Regions from separate parts of the Homo sapiens genome. Here region 2 is linked to region 1. A link is a contact called in ENCODE Hi-C or POLR2A ChIA-PET data. All regions are on one chromosome and are shown on one strand. Each heading gives the region's core, a stretch centred on a gene start or an enhancer-like site at or near the end of the contact. The rest is flanking DNA. Distances are from core to core; before and after follow the strand shown.

Region 1 (6,922 bases), core at 2,177-4,676:
TTAACAAAGGTCTCCAAATTTAATTTTGCCCTTATGTAGCTGGTCCTGATGGCACCCATAATCGGGAAGTTCAGGGTTGTTACTGACCAAACCTGAGCGCAATGGAATGTGCTCTCTCTCCTCCTCCTCTTTTCCTCCTTCTCTCAGTCTCTTTTCTCTTCCTCCCCTTCTCCTTCTTTTTTTCCATCTCTTAGCTCTGTCTTCTTCTGTGTGGTGGTTGACTCTTTTTTTTTTTTTTTGAGACTCCAAGTCTTCCTCTGTCGCCCAGGCTGCAGTGCAGTGGCGCGATCTCAGCTCACTACAAGCTCCGCCTCCTGGGTTCATGCCATTCTCCTGCCTCAGCCTTCCGAGTAGCTGAGACTACAGGCACCCGCCACCACGCCCGGCTAATTTTTTGTATTTTTAGTGGAGACGGGGTTTCACCGTGTTAGCCAGGATGGTCTCGATCTCCTGACCTCATGATCTGCCCGCCTCGGCCTCCCAAAGTGCTGGGATTACAGGCGTGAGCCACCGTGCCCGGCCAGTGGTTGACTCTTAATCCCCTCTTTAGTGTGATCACATCCCTCCCTGCAACTAGAAAAGATGGCTGCTGGTAGTTCAGGCTGATGTGTCCCCAGTTTAGCACTCCCAACACCCATATACTAATCCCAGAGGAAGACCTTGTGGCAGAGCCTGGCGAGTTAGTCACCAAACCTGCTTTTCGTTCTGCTGAACTCACAATTACATGGCATTTCCAGCCTCCCTTTCCTTGGCAGTAGCCATGTGACCAAGTTTGGCCAATAGGATGTGAGCAGATATGAAAGCCTCCATTCCAGTTTGGCCCATTAAAAACCTTCCAAAAGTGATTCTCTGTTCTCTTTCCCCATTTGCTGGCTGAATGGAGAGGACTCTGAGACCCAAGAAGAGAGGGTAGTCACAAGATGAAAGGGGCCTGGGTCCCTGAATGACCACATGGAAGGCCATATTGGACTTCTTATGTGAATTACAAATATACTTCTATTTGTTAAACCACTGAGATTTGAAGTTTATCTCTGCAGATATTGGAGTAACTGACCTGTAACCAACATACACCTTGATTGCCCCTACTTGGGATGTCTACCACCATTGGACCAGTTACTATTGCTGGGGAATGAGGTACTAAGAGTGACCTAGCCTGGATCATGTGCCCTTCTGGGAACCTAGGGCACCAGATCACAGCCCCACTAAGACCACATGAAGTGAAAGGGGGGTGTTGTTGCTACAAGAAAGTGGATGGGAAAATATATGAGATGCCCCTGCCGACCCTGAAATCAGCTCCCAAAGCTCTGCCTAAGAGAGCAACCCAAAATCTCAAAGGGTCAAAAGATGTACTCTTTGAAAATCTGAATAGCTTAATATTAAAATGACTGTTGTAATATCATCTCAGTTCTTCCAAAGACCTTAAAATTACCTTTAATCTCATATCAAGGTAATTCGCAGAAGCTTCCATCCTACTTTTATTCTTGCTTCAAAGACGACAAATAAGGTTCCAACTGAAGGTCTCATGGGTGGGAAAATGAGAAAGTTTTTTTGTCTAACTGTCCGTGGCCATATCAACCTTCTGCCCAGGTGTAGATATATACAGGAAGAAATGACAGTCACTCATTGTCCCTACTGTGAAGTCAGCTCACTATTATTGCTTTCTGAGAAACTTTTCGTTTTGTTTTTTTTGTTTTTTCTCTGCCACTCCATCTTATCTTAAAAAGTTTCCTGTTTTTGTTGTTGTTTGGTTGGTTGGTTGGCTTGGTTTTTTAACCCATGAGCAGATTTTGCTCTTACTCAGGGGAACAAAAGGAATTTAACGGTCTAGATAAAATTGTTTGAATTTTGAGGCTATTGAACATTCTGGATTATAGTTCTGGTGAAATTATTCTGCCACTTACATCTTTGCAAATCATTCACTCTCTTGAGGCTCCTGTTCCTTATCTATTAGAGAAGCATAGATACCTTTCTACTGCCCAGGCTTGTGGTGAGGTTTAAATAAGATCAAATGCTTTCCCAACTATAAAAGAACTTTCAAGTTTAAGATCTTACAGTTGTCTGTGACAGTCTTCTCTTCAATTAGTATGGGTAACTGAAAGTCGATTGAACACACTGAAGAGCACTTTTCACCTTCCTTCCTCTGGAGTGTCCAGACCTGGCTCTTTAATCATTGCCCTTGAGCCCAATTTCCCTCATCTTTTAGATCTGTGGTTCTCAAGCTTGGCTGCACATTAGATTATCTGGCACCCAGGCCACATCTCAGGCCAGTTAAATCAGAAACTTGGGATGGGACTCAGGCATCAGTTTTTCTAAAGTTTTCTAGGTGGTTCCATTGTGCAGCCAAGGCTGAAAACTATGGTTTTAGATTATTCTTTCTGGGGAAATCAGGAAATTCTCTGTTGGCACAACTGAATCTATTTAACTCTAACACATGCACAAATGATTTCATTTCAATAGATTAATGCGCTTTGGACCTATTACAATGGTTATGTGATCTTATGTTAGAGATAGATGGTTGCAAAGTAGTTTATCACATAGATGTTTATCAGCTGTGATCGATGTTTATCATCTCCTTAGCAGCATTCAGGAAATGCTTGAAGATGAGATGTATCTTTTTTTTTTTTTTAGACAGAGTCTCGCTCTGTTGCCCAGCCTGGAGTGGAGTGCAGTGGCACGATCTTGGCTCATTGCAACCTCTTCCTTCCAGTTTAAGCAATTCTCCTGACTCAGCCTCCCAAATAGCTGGGGTTGCAGGCTATTTTCATATTTTTTTTTTTACAAATAAAATACCACCATGCCCAGCTAATTTTTGTATTTTTAGTAGAAACAGGGTTTCACCATATTGGCCAGGCTGGTCTCGAACTCCTGACCTCAGGTGATCTACCCACCTCAGTCTTCCAAAATGCTGGGATTACAGGTGTGAGCCACCATGCCTGGCCAAAATGTATCTTGTCAAGAGTGCTGCAAATACCATTTTATAGCAACTAGAAAATGGAGAGGGTGATAAGATCTGAGCTTTTTTTATAAACCTGCAAGAATACAATTACATAGGATGAAAATTATCTGGTGTCTGTTATGGACACTATTCATAAGGGGTGAGAGAGAGAGAAGAAGAGAGAGAGAGAAAATGAGAAAGTTGTAATCCAGCAGGTAGAAATAGCTGTCTGGGAGTGGGTTGTAGGGAACTCTTTCCTGCTTCTTGTGCCAAGTGGTAGAACTGGGAGGGAGGCAGCTGGAGCTAGTAAAGGTGAGTGGGAGGGTGCAGGTGCTGCCCTTGTCCTCAGAACAGGTAAAAGTGACATGTTTGACCGTTGGGCTTAAAGCCATCTTCAGATGCGAGCCGGTCCTGGGAATCAAGTTTGTTCTTATTTGCAGAGGTCCCGTGAAGGCCCCCTGGTGGTCACGGGCGGCTCAGCCAGAGAGTCCATTGTGCTGGCTGTGGGATCCCCATGGATCAGCGCCTGTACCGGAGCAGAGTGCGCTCTGAGTGCACCATTCTTCTCCAGCCGGAAGCAGCCTCCCTTTGCAGGTTTGCCCAGGATAGCCTTTGGCAGGACAAGAGACTTGCGCCGTCACATCCTCTCTCAGCTGCAGACATGGAGCACCTGCTGTGACATCTACAAACAGTGTGACCTTGGCACAGCTACTTAACTTTGCTGAGTCTCAGTTTTCTCATTTGAGTAACAATATTTGCACGACACTGTGGTTGTGGAAATTAACTGATATCAAGGCATATAAAGCTCCTGGAACCAGAAGGGTGTTCAAAGGCTTCTTGCTGTGTTATGTGTGTGCTCTTATTTTCCACTTGCTCACTTGCCTCTGGGTCCTCAGTGACCTGTCCCCATGGTGTAGCCTCTGTTTCCTGAGGCTTAGCTTGGATGCCTCCCACCTACCACCACATCACATTGCTTTCCTTCAGTTCATTTTCTCATTTGACCTCCACACTAACTCTGGGAGGTAGATGAGAAAGCAACATCCTTTCCAGTGTAGCCAGGAGCTAAGCAATTTGCCCACCATCAAACAGGAAATCACTGGCAAGAGTAGCAAGAAAATGACCCACCATTTTGGGACACTTACTATGTGAGTAAGGCACATGCTGAGCATGGTGCGTGCATTATCTCATTTTATCCTCACAAACAACATGGTGAGGCAGGTATTTTTATCTCCATTTTACAGGTACAGAAGCAGAGGTTTAGATGGCTGACTTTTCAAAGTTGTAAAGAGAGTAGCAGGCATAGCCAGAATTTAAACCCATTTCTCATCAGCTGTAGAGGCCTCTCTGCCTCTCTGGCAGTAACTTGAACTTAGTTCTCTTGATTCCTAGAAAACTGCTTCTTTTGCAACATGATGCTGCTCTAGGAACAACTTAGCAAATCCACAGCTACCAAAAGCACAGTGTTTGATTTCTCTTCTCTTTTCCTGGAGACGTTTTTACTTAGGATAACTTACTGCCTAATGCTGAATAGCCAAAAATGTATGCCTCTCAGGACTCAGAATTTTGATGGCCACAATCAGTTGGTCCCCAGAAAAATATCAATCCCCGCTTTGTTCTCACAGGAGAGCTCCAAAAGAGAAGTATAATTCATTTTTTCTTCCTCTTTTCTATTTTCTTAGGTGTCATTCTCTGTTATTCTGTTGGCTGTCATTTTTGTCTTTTGTGGACCAGTTGATATAGACAAACCACCACTAACAACCCAGACAGCCTGAGAATGGATAATACATGTGGCTTGACTGCCTCCTGAGATATTTCAGGTCCATTTACCCTGAATGACTAACACGTCTAAGAAAGAACACACACTTCTTTAGCTGAGGATGCTACCCTAACTTGACCCACATAGGAAGCAGATGTTTCCTCCCGGCCATTTGCCCACTCCATGTGACTTGGGCTTTTCACACATGGTGGCTGGGTTCTGAAGGACAGAGAGTGTGCCAAGAACAAACGGTCCAGGCAGAAGCTACAGGCTTGTTAAAAGCTGGCTATGGATGTTTTAAGACATCATTTTTGCTTTGTCCTATTAATCAAGCAAGTCACTATAGTCAGCCTACTTTTTTGGGAGGGGAATCAGACTCCAGCAGGGAATTGGGGTAGCTGATCCCTCAGCAATATTGTTTTTTTTCTCTCTTTGCTAGTTTGGTAGGATAAAAATGTTATTTTAATTACATTTATTTCATTACAAGAAAGATTGAACATGAAAAGGGACATGTACTGGCAATTTGCATTATCATGTGAATTACCTAGTCAAATATTTTGGCTATCTCTTTCTCTAATTAATCTGTTAGGGTTTTGTCTTAGGACCTTTTGTGTTGCTATGTAGGAGCACCAGACACTGGGTAATTTCTAAAGATAAAAAGGTTTATTTGGCTCATGATTCTGATGACCGGAAAGTTCAAGACCTGGCATCTGCATCTAGTGAGGGGCTCAGGTTGTTTCCTCTCATGATGGAAGGCAAAGGGGAGCCTGTGTGTGCAGAAATCACATGGCAAGACAGAAAGCAAGAGAAGGGAGGACAGAGGCCAGGCTCTTTTTAACAACTAGCTTTCTCAGGAACTCAAAGAGTGAGAACTGACTCACTCCCAAGGGAGGACATTAATCTATTCATGAGGGGCTACCTGCATGACCCAAACATCTCCCATTGGGCCCCACCTTTAGCTTTGGAGATCAAATTTCAACATGAGGGTTGGAGTAAACAAACATCCAAACTATCACAGACTGCAAATATTAAAAACATTAAATTTTGGTCTATTATATATATTGTGACTTTTTTTTCCAGTTTCAATTTACCTTTTAATTTTTAAAGTTTTTTTCTTTCTTAATCAAGACAGGGTCTTGCTCTGTTACGCAGGCTGGAGAACAGTGTGTGATCCTACCTCACTGCGGCCTCAAACTCCTGGGTTCAAGTGACCATGCTGCCTCAGCCTCCTAAGTAGCTGGGACTACAGGCATGCACCACCACACCCAGTAAATTTTTTTAAAATTTTAAACTTTTGGTAGAGACAGGGTCTTGCTATGTTGTCCTGCCTTGGCCTCCCAAAGCACTGGGTTCTTTTAATATTTTACAGTGCTTTTAAAAAATTATCAATTATAAGCTGGGCGTGGTGGGTCACACCTGTAATCCCAGAACTTTGGGAGGCTGAGGCAGGCGGGTCACTTGAGGTCAGGAGTTTGAGACCAGCCTAGCCAACATGGTAAAACCCCGTCTCTACTAAAAAAAAAAATTAAAAAGTTAGCCAGGCGTGGTGGCGGATGCCTGTAATCCCAGCTACTTGGGAGGCTGAGGCAGGAGAATCGCTTGAACCCCAGAGGCAGAGGTTGCAGTGAGCCAAGATTGGGCCACTGAACTCCAACCTGGGTGACAGAAGGAGACTCTGTCTCAAAAAAAAAAAATTCAATTATTCCATTAGTTTCCAGTTTCAAAGTTTTTTTTTCAGCTTCAATAATGTGTAGTTAACAAAAATTGTATATATTTATAGTACACGATGAGATGTTTTAATATATGTTTAATTGTGAAATGATTAAATTAAGCCAATTAACATATTCATCACCTGACATACTTATTTTTTGTGTGTGGTGAGAACATTTAAGATCTACTCTCTTAGCAGTTTTCAAGTATACCATGCATTATTAAGTACAGTCACCATGCTGTACAGTACATCTCCAGAACTTATTCATTCTGTCCAACTGAAACTTTATACCCTCTCTATTAGTCTGTTTTTATGCTGCTGATAAAGACATACCTGAGACCGGGAATAAAAAGAGGTGTAATTGGACTTACAGTTCCACATGGCTGGGGAGGACTCAGAATCATGGCGGGAGGTGAAAGGCACTTCTTACATGGCAGCAGCAAGAGAACATGAGGAAGAAGCAAAAGTGGAAACCCCTGATAAAACCATCAGATCTTGTGAGACTTATTTACTATCATGA
Region 2 (6,922 bases), core at 1,222-3,721, 87 kb after region 1:
GTAGCAAAACCCATATCTACTAAAGTTACAAAAATTAGTCAGGTGTGATGGTGCACACCTATAGTCCCAGCTACTCGGGAGGCTGAAGCATGAGAATCACTTGAACCCAGGAGGCAGATGTTGCAGTGAGCCAAGATTGCACCAGCCTGGGTGACAAAGCAAGACTGTCTCAGAAAAACATAATTTTTATATATTTAGAGGGTACGAGTGCAGAATTCTTAGATGTACATATTGCACAGTGGTGAAGCCTGGGCTTTTAGTGTACCCATTACCAAAATTGTGAGCATTGTTCCCAGTATGTAACTTTTCAACCCTCACCCCCCTCCCATCCTCCCACCTTTTGTAGTCTGCAGTGTCTATATGTACGTGTACCCATCACTTCTCAGCTCCTGCTTTAAGTGAGAACATGTGATATTTGGCTTTCTGAGTTATTTCGGTTAGGATAATGGCTTCCAGTTCTATCCATGTTGCTGAAAAAACATGACTTTTTAATGGCTAAATAGTATTCCATGGCATACACACACACACACACACACACACACACACCACCACATTTTCTTTACCCAATCCTCTGTTGATGGAGGGTCTACAGATTTTATCAGATATTCAAAATGAGAAAATTGTACTCTGAATCCTTCAACCTTGTCTCTGTATCGAGAACACACTACAGGTGGGGTGCAGTGGCTCATACCTGTAATCCCAGCACTTTGGGAGGCCAAGGTGGGAGGACTGCTTGAAGCCAGGAGTTCAAGACCAGCCTGGGCAACATAGTGAGACCCTGTCTCTACAAAAAATACAAAAATTAGCCGGGCATGGTGGTGCACACCTGTAGTCCCAGATACTCAGGAGGCTGAGGTGGAGGCTGCAGTGAGCTCTGATCACGCCACTGCACTCCAGCCTGGGCGACAGAGTGAGACCCTGTCTCAAAAACAAACAAACAAAAAAACAAAAAAAAACACTAAAAACAAACTACAGCCTCCACCTCCCTCAATAGTGAGTACAGAGTTATCACTCCTCTCTCTGAAATTAGATTTATAATATTTTAGTGACCTAGCCTAACCTTAACATTTTACAGATGAGTAAACACATCTAGCACTTTTACCTGATTTGTCCAAAGTTGCTCTTATACAATTTGTATTCTGTGCAACTGAGATGGGATTTATCTGCTATTTTATGTGGCCTTTTTATGAAGGCCTTTTCATGTTTCTCCTTCAGGTCGGAACTAAACCTCAGAGTTCTTCAAAACCCCAATTACCTTTATTGTCTTACATAAGCTAGCTGCCCAAATGTTTGCTGAGAATAGTGATAACCATTGTCATATTGAGGTAGAGGAAGGGGGCTGGTTGGTGGGTACTGGTTTAGGGGTACTTTTTTAAGGAAGCATGAGCACATTTTGGATATGCAAAATATTATTAAGTTTAGAGCTTAGATTTGGAAAAACAACACTTAAGCGTCTGTGTAAGGAGAGCTCTGAGAAAAGGGTTTTCAGACAGAACCCAAATTTCTCAAGAAGAACCCTCTAAACAGCATTAAGGAAAAAAATTCCTCTGTAGAAGCAACTAAGAAAAAAAGGAATACTCAGTATTTGGGAAAGAGAAAGGAATGAATGATAACAACACCAGATTGAGTAAGCTACACAATAAATCCAAATTTCAGCCCTACCACATCCAACCTATGTTGCCTTGAGCAAATTATTAAACTTTTCTGTGCCTCAATTTTCTCATGTCTGCCTACTTAAGGACTGCGTGGGAAGATTAAATAAAATGCATGTAAAGCACTTAGGTCAGTACCTTACTCTTAAGGCACTCTTAAGGGTTTGAGAAGGAAGGGAGGGACGTTAAGTGGAATGGTCCTTGGTACATTTTTGTTCCGCGGCAGTAGGATTCTGAAACAGAGGACATAATTACAAAGAAAGTTGGAGTAAGAAGTGGTGGTGCGGGCATCACATTTTCCTGGTGAGTATCTGAGGGCCCATCACAACTGTAGGAAGCGGAAGGGCTAATAAGTGTCAGGCCAAGAGCACACCCTCCAGGGTGCATCTGAGAAGTCGGCGGCCGTCGAGTATTAGCACTTAAATACTACGAGAGCTTTCATGACAAAGGACACATCTTTTGGGGAAACTCAGAGCTTGGGAGCGGCCTCATTAGCGGGGGACCGGGCAGAGGGGGGCTACCAACAGTCCCCTCGGAGTGACCGAAGGGAGATTGAGGAAAGAGTGAGGTGGGAAGAAAATGGCGGCGCGGCTTCTACCGGTTTGCCTTCACACTCTAGCCACAGCCCCGGCTGGAACGGTCACTTACTGGAAACTGCAGAGAAACAACCTGTTTGGTCCGACTTGACAACCTCAACCGGACCGAAGGTGCTGAACAACCAGTGCGGCGAGCGCCGCGAAACCCAACGCCCGACCGCGTAGGGAACGTCACAGCGCGCGCACGCGCAACAGTCGACTAGAAATGTCCGGCCTACGCCACAGAGCGGGGCGGGAGCGGAAGCGACTCTTCCGGTCGCGGGAGCCTTAGGCAAGAGCTGCTGGACTGGAGGGAGGGAGGGGAGGGGAGGGGAGGGGCGCGGGGACTCAAGCCACGGTTTTTGTGTCCGCGGCTGCACCCCTCTCGAAGCGTTTTCACGCACATGTGAGAAACCTCACACCCTGGGGCCGATTTCTTTAGTAGATTGGCGCCCAAATGGCAAAGATTTCCAGGGATTTGTTTGGGATTCCATATTTTTGTAGATTTGCCGAGATTGGATACTAGTACAATATTGAGAATTCCCGTCCAGCAATGTGGCTATTTTTTTAAATTAATTCAGTTCTCCCTTTGTTTTTCAGGTAAAGCGTTGCAGTTCGCTTGGTGTTGTGCGCATTTAACATTTTTTCATAGCTATTTTTGTTATTGTAGTTTGTTTTTACTAATAGACTATTAATCCATTAGTATCCTTGTATAAGAATGGCTTTTGATTGTTGATCTATCTGGACACTTCACTAAACGTTCGTATTCTAAAAATTTGACAGGCAGTCCTCTTTGATTTGTAGGTAAGAATTTATCTGTAAAGAACAATTTTGGCTTTTCCCAAGAATCCAGTGCAACACTGAATAGTAGCCGGAGGTACTTATTTCTTACCAGGAGTTATTTTGGATTGCATCTTAGGTTTCATTCAAGATATCTTCTGCAGGTTTATGGTGTGTGTGTGTGTGGGTGTATAGGCAAATTATGTTCTTTTCGTAGTTTACCATATCGGTTTTTTTTTTAATCAGCAAATGACTAAGTTTTACCAAGTATTTTCAGTATCAGTCTTTGAGATGATTGTATGGCCTTTTTTCCATTACTCTACAATAAAATAACTACAATAATAGATTTTCTAATGGTGAGCCAAACTTAGAATCCTGGTATCTTATTTTTTCAATATATTGCTGGATGCAATTTGCTGTGTAGTTAATTTTGGATTTTCATGTATGCACCTAAGTTAGATTGGCTTATGGTTTTCTTTTGCTGTCCTTGTCTAGTTTTGGTATCAGGTTGTGCTAGGAGTCAGACAGGTTAACTTATTTTTGTATGACCTGGAATAGACATAGCATGTGTGAATGATACATTTCTTAGGTTTTGAAGAACTCATCTTTAAAGCCTTCTGGGTGTGGTGCCATCTTAATGGATAGTTTTGTTTTTTATATAGCGTCCATCGTTATTGATACCTAGAATTTTTTCTTTTGCTTCTTGAGAAAATTAGTTTTTTCTAGAAAAGTATTGGCCGGGTGCGGTGACTCACGCCTGTGATCCCAGCACATTGGGAGGCCGAGGAGGGCGGATCACGAGGTCAGGAGATCGAGACCATCCTGGCTAACACGGTGAAACTCCGTCTCTACTAAAAATACGACAATGAAAAATTAGCCGGGCATGGTGGCGGGCGCCTGTAGTCCCAGCTACTCAGGAGGCTGAAGCAGGAGAATGGCTTGAACCCGGGAGGCGGAGCTTGCAGTGAGCTGAGATTTTGCTACTGCACTCCAGCCTGGGGGACAGAGCGAGACTCCATCTTTAAAAAAAAAGTATTTCAGCTATATTTTCTAACATTTAAAAAAATCTCATATTGTTCTCAACCATTCTTATATATTCTTATATATATATTCTTATATATTGTATTGGAGTCTTTTTCTTGATCATATTTATCAAACCAGCTTTTGGTTTTATAGATAAAATCTGTCTTAAAAGTAATTTCTCTTTCATTAATGTATGCCTTCATTAATTTCTTCTTATCTCTTTGGGTTTATTTTGTTCTTTTTATAGAATCTTGGAAGCTTAACTTTCCTTTAAAATGTTTAATATGAAATATTACCAGAATGTACAGTTACAGAAAATAATATAATGAACACTTGTATACCAACCATCTAGCTTTATCCCATTTTAACATTTTCTCTTATTTGCTTCAGATTTTAACATTCAGTTAGAGCTCCTTGTGAAACTGCCTGCAATCTCATTCTCCCTCTCTTCCTCTCTGAAATTAACTACTTCATTGAATTTGGTATCTGTCATTCCCATGAAAGCTTTTATGTATGCTCCAAATACATGTAGCGATGTTAAGTAGCATAAAGTACTGTTTTATGCTTTTTAAACCTAATATAAATGATATGCATGTCACTTACTTTTGCCACCTATAATTATGTATGTAAAATTTATCCAGGATGATTCCTGTAGTTCTAGTTTTATTTTAACTGCTGAATAGTATTCCATTGTATAATTGTACCACCATTTATCCATTCTCCAGTTGCTAGCAATTTCATGATTCCTGATTTCTGTCATTATAACATGAGTTAGTTCTTGCACACAGCTTCTTAGACATATGGTAAGAATTTCCTTAGGATAATGTCTAGAAATGGAATTGCAAGGTGGAAGGGTTTGCACAGTTCAACTTTGATATTGCCAAATTGTTCTCCAGTGGTTGTACTAACTTACCCTCCATCAGCAATGTAGGAGAGCTGCTGTTGCTCCATTCCATGCCAACACAGGTTATTTTTTTGCCCCAGTTTTTTTGTTTTGTTGTTTGGTTTTTTTTTTGCTGTTACCAACTGCTGACAGTAAATTTTCTTGTACATGTTTCCTGGTACACGTGTGCAAGAGTTTCTCTGACTATAAAGCTAATGCAGTTATTAACTCTATTTTGTTTTCGGTATGTTTTTTAAAAGCATGTACATGTCCCCCTCATTTGAGATTTCTCCCTGTTAATACTAACACTTAACTTATTCATAGATATATCTCACTCATTTTTTTCTATGTATCATGCTTCCTGTTCTCTTTACTGCCTTTGGTTTGACAGTCTTTTTTTCCAGTTTTTTTCCCGCTTTAGTGGTTTGAAAGTTATATTTGATTTTTATTCTATGAATAGTAGTTACTCTTCTAACTCATTTAAAGGTGTATCTTTATATATATGTGTGTGTGTGTGTTTAGAATTCATCAGTATCCATATGAGGCAGTCTGTGTAGTGGTTAAGAGTGGAGCCTGTGAGGCCAGACTGCCTGGATTCAGATCCTAGCACTACCACTTATTAGCTGAGTAACCTAGAGCTTATTACATAAACTCTCTGTGCCTCAGTTGTTTCATCTGTAAAGTGGGGATAATACAGCATATACCTCATGAGGTTGTTCTAAGATTAATATGTTAATATATGTAACATTCTTAGGACAGTGCCTAATGCTTGGATCTCTTTACCAGATTTTTCATCTATGGAATGGGCAGAAGACTTGCCTATCAGAGTTGTTACAAAAATTCAGTGCATTAGTGTATTCATTCATTTTAATACACTGAGCACCTGCTGTGCACTTTTGAATTAGACATGGTTCTCGGCTTCAGTGGTCTCATAAGGGAACAGACATGAAATGCAATTTCAATACGATTTAACCTTAATACTCTTCCCATGTTCTCTCTTGTCCCCCTTCTAATCTGTGCTCCACATTAAGAGGCAAAACATTAATCAGATCATGCATCCTCTGCCCATCATATGTTAACTTTCATTATACTTTACATAAACCATAAACTTCTCACCATGGCCTGAGCCCTCAGGTTCTAAACCCTGTGCCTCCCTCTCTAACCTCATCAACTATCATTCTCCTGATTTCTACCAAATTCCCACCACACTATCCTCTTCTCAGTTCCTTGAGCCAACACTCTTCAGTGCCCTCTGCTCAGATTACTGATCCACCCTGACAGCTCTTCCCACGACTGACTCATCTTTCAGATCTCAGCTTGATTAGGTCAGGCAGTTAGTTACAAGCAACGGAATCCACTCTGGTTGAGAAAGAAAAGGACTTTTAAAAAATCATGTAGCTCACAGAATCTCTAGGAGAGCCAGAGGCCAAATATGGAAACAACGGTACCCAAACACACTAGACGATCTAGTGAGAATCCATTGCTGCTGCCACCATTGACACCAAAACTGCAACTTCCACAAACACTGGCGGTCCCCACTGGTAGCCAGAGTTAGGCATGTTTCCTTCTTCATCTTGCTCACTTTTTTTTTTTTTTTTTTTTGGAGATGGAGTCTCACTCTGTCACCCAGGCTGGAGTGCAGTGGCATGATCTCAGCTCACTGCAACCTCTGCCTCCCAGGTTCAAGCAATTCTCCTGCCTCAGCCTCCCGAGTAGCTGGGACTACAGGTGCCCGCCACCACGCCCGGCTAATTTTTGTATTTTTAGTAGAGACGAGGTTTCACCTGTTGGCCAGGCTGGTCTCGAACTCCTGACCTTGTGATCCACCCTCCTCAGCCTCCCAAAGTGCTGGGATTACAGGCGCGAGCCACTGTGCCCAGCCTGTCTTGCTCACTTTCAAGTTGAAATTTTGCATTGGCTATGCCTGCTTGGTGGGGCCTAGGTCACATTGCTGTGCTACAAAGGGGGTCAAGGAGGCAAGTTTTCTCATAGGAAATGCCTCAGACTTT

The links. Hi-C counts contacts between places; a loop is a spot of excess contacts on that map. ChIA-PET counts read pairs that join two places held with the same protein, here RNA polymerase II (POLR2A). Pooled maps may share reads with other maps.
Region 2: a loop to region 1 is called in a map of endothelial cell of umbilical vein, with 4 times the contacts of the local background. The contact joins the promoter of LINC00467 here to the enhancer-like site in region 1. A Hi-C loop is called at or near these places in 6 of 168 maps with a recorded cell type or tissue (MCF 10A, OCI-LY7, chondrocyte and 3 more), 4 of 37 single-sample maps with no recorded cell type and 22 of 50 pooled maps. POLR2A ChIA-PET finds 5 or more read pairs at or near these places in 4 of 52 experiments (GM12878, HEK293, HEK293T and 1 more).

The regions. Positions count from the first base shown.
Region 1 is chr1:211,466,720-211,473,641 of GRCh38, reverse strand. No RefSeq gene overlaps it. Among named protein-coding and RNA genes, the nearest start is that of RD3, 22 kb to the left of the region's middle. Within about 2 kb of position 3,426, at least 2 of the 41 ENCODE cell types and tissues checked have a DNase peak (open chromatin) inside an H3K27ac peak, as active enhancers do.
Region 2 is chr1:211,378,304-211,385,225 of GRCh38, reverse strand. LINC00467 (long intergenic non-protein coding RNA 467) reads right to left here and starts at 2,471. Exons shown (of 6, transcript NR_026761.2): 1 at 2,301-2,471. It overlaps LOC124904504 (a long non-coding RNA gene), which reads left to right and starts at 2,482. Exons shown (of 2, transcript XR_007066868.1): 1 at 2,482-2,633; 2 at 2,828-6,922. It overlaps LOC107985259 (a long non-coding RNA gene), which reads left to right and starts at 942. Exons shown (of 2, transcript XR_001738447.1): 1 at 942-1,955; 2 at 2,272-2,400. RefSeq lists an enhancer at 2,289-2,358.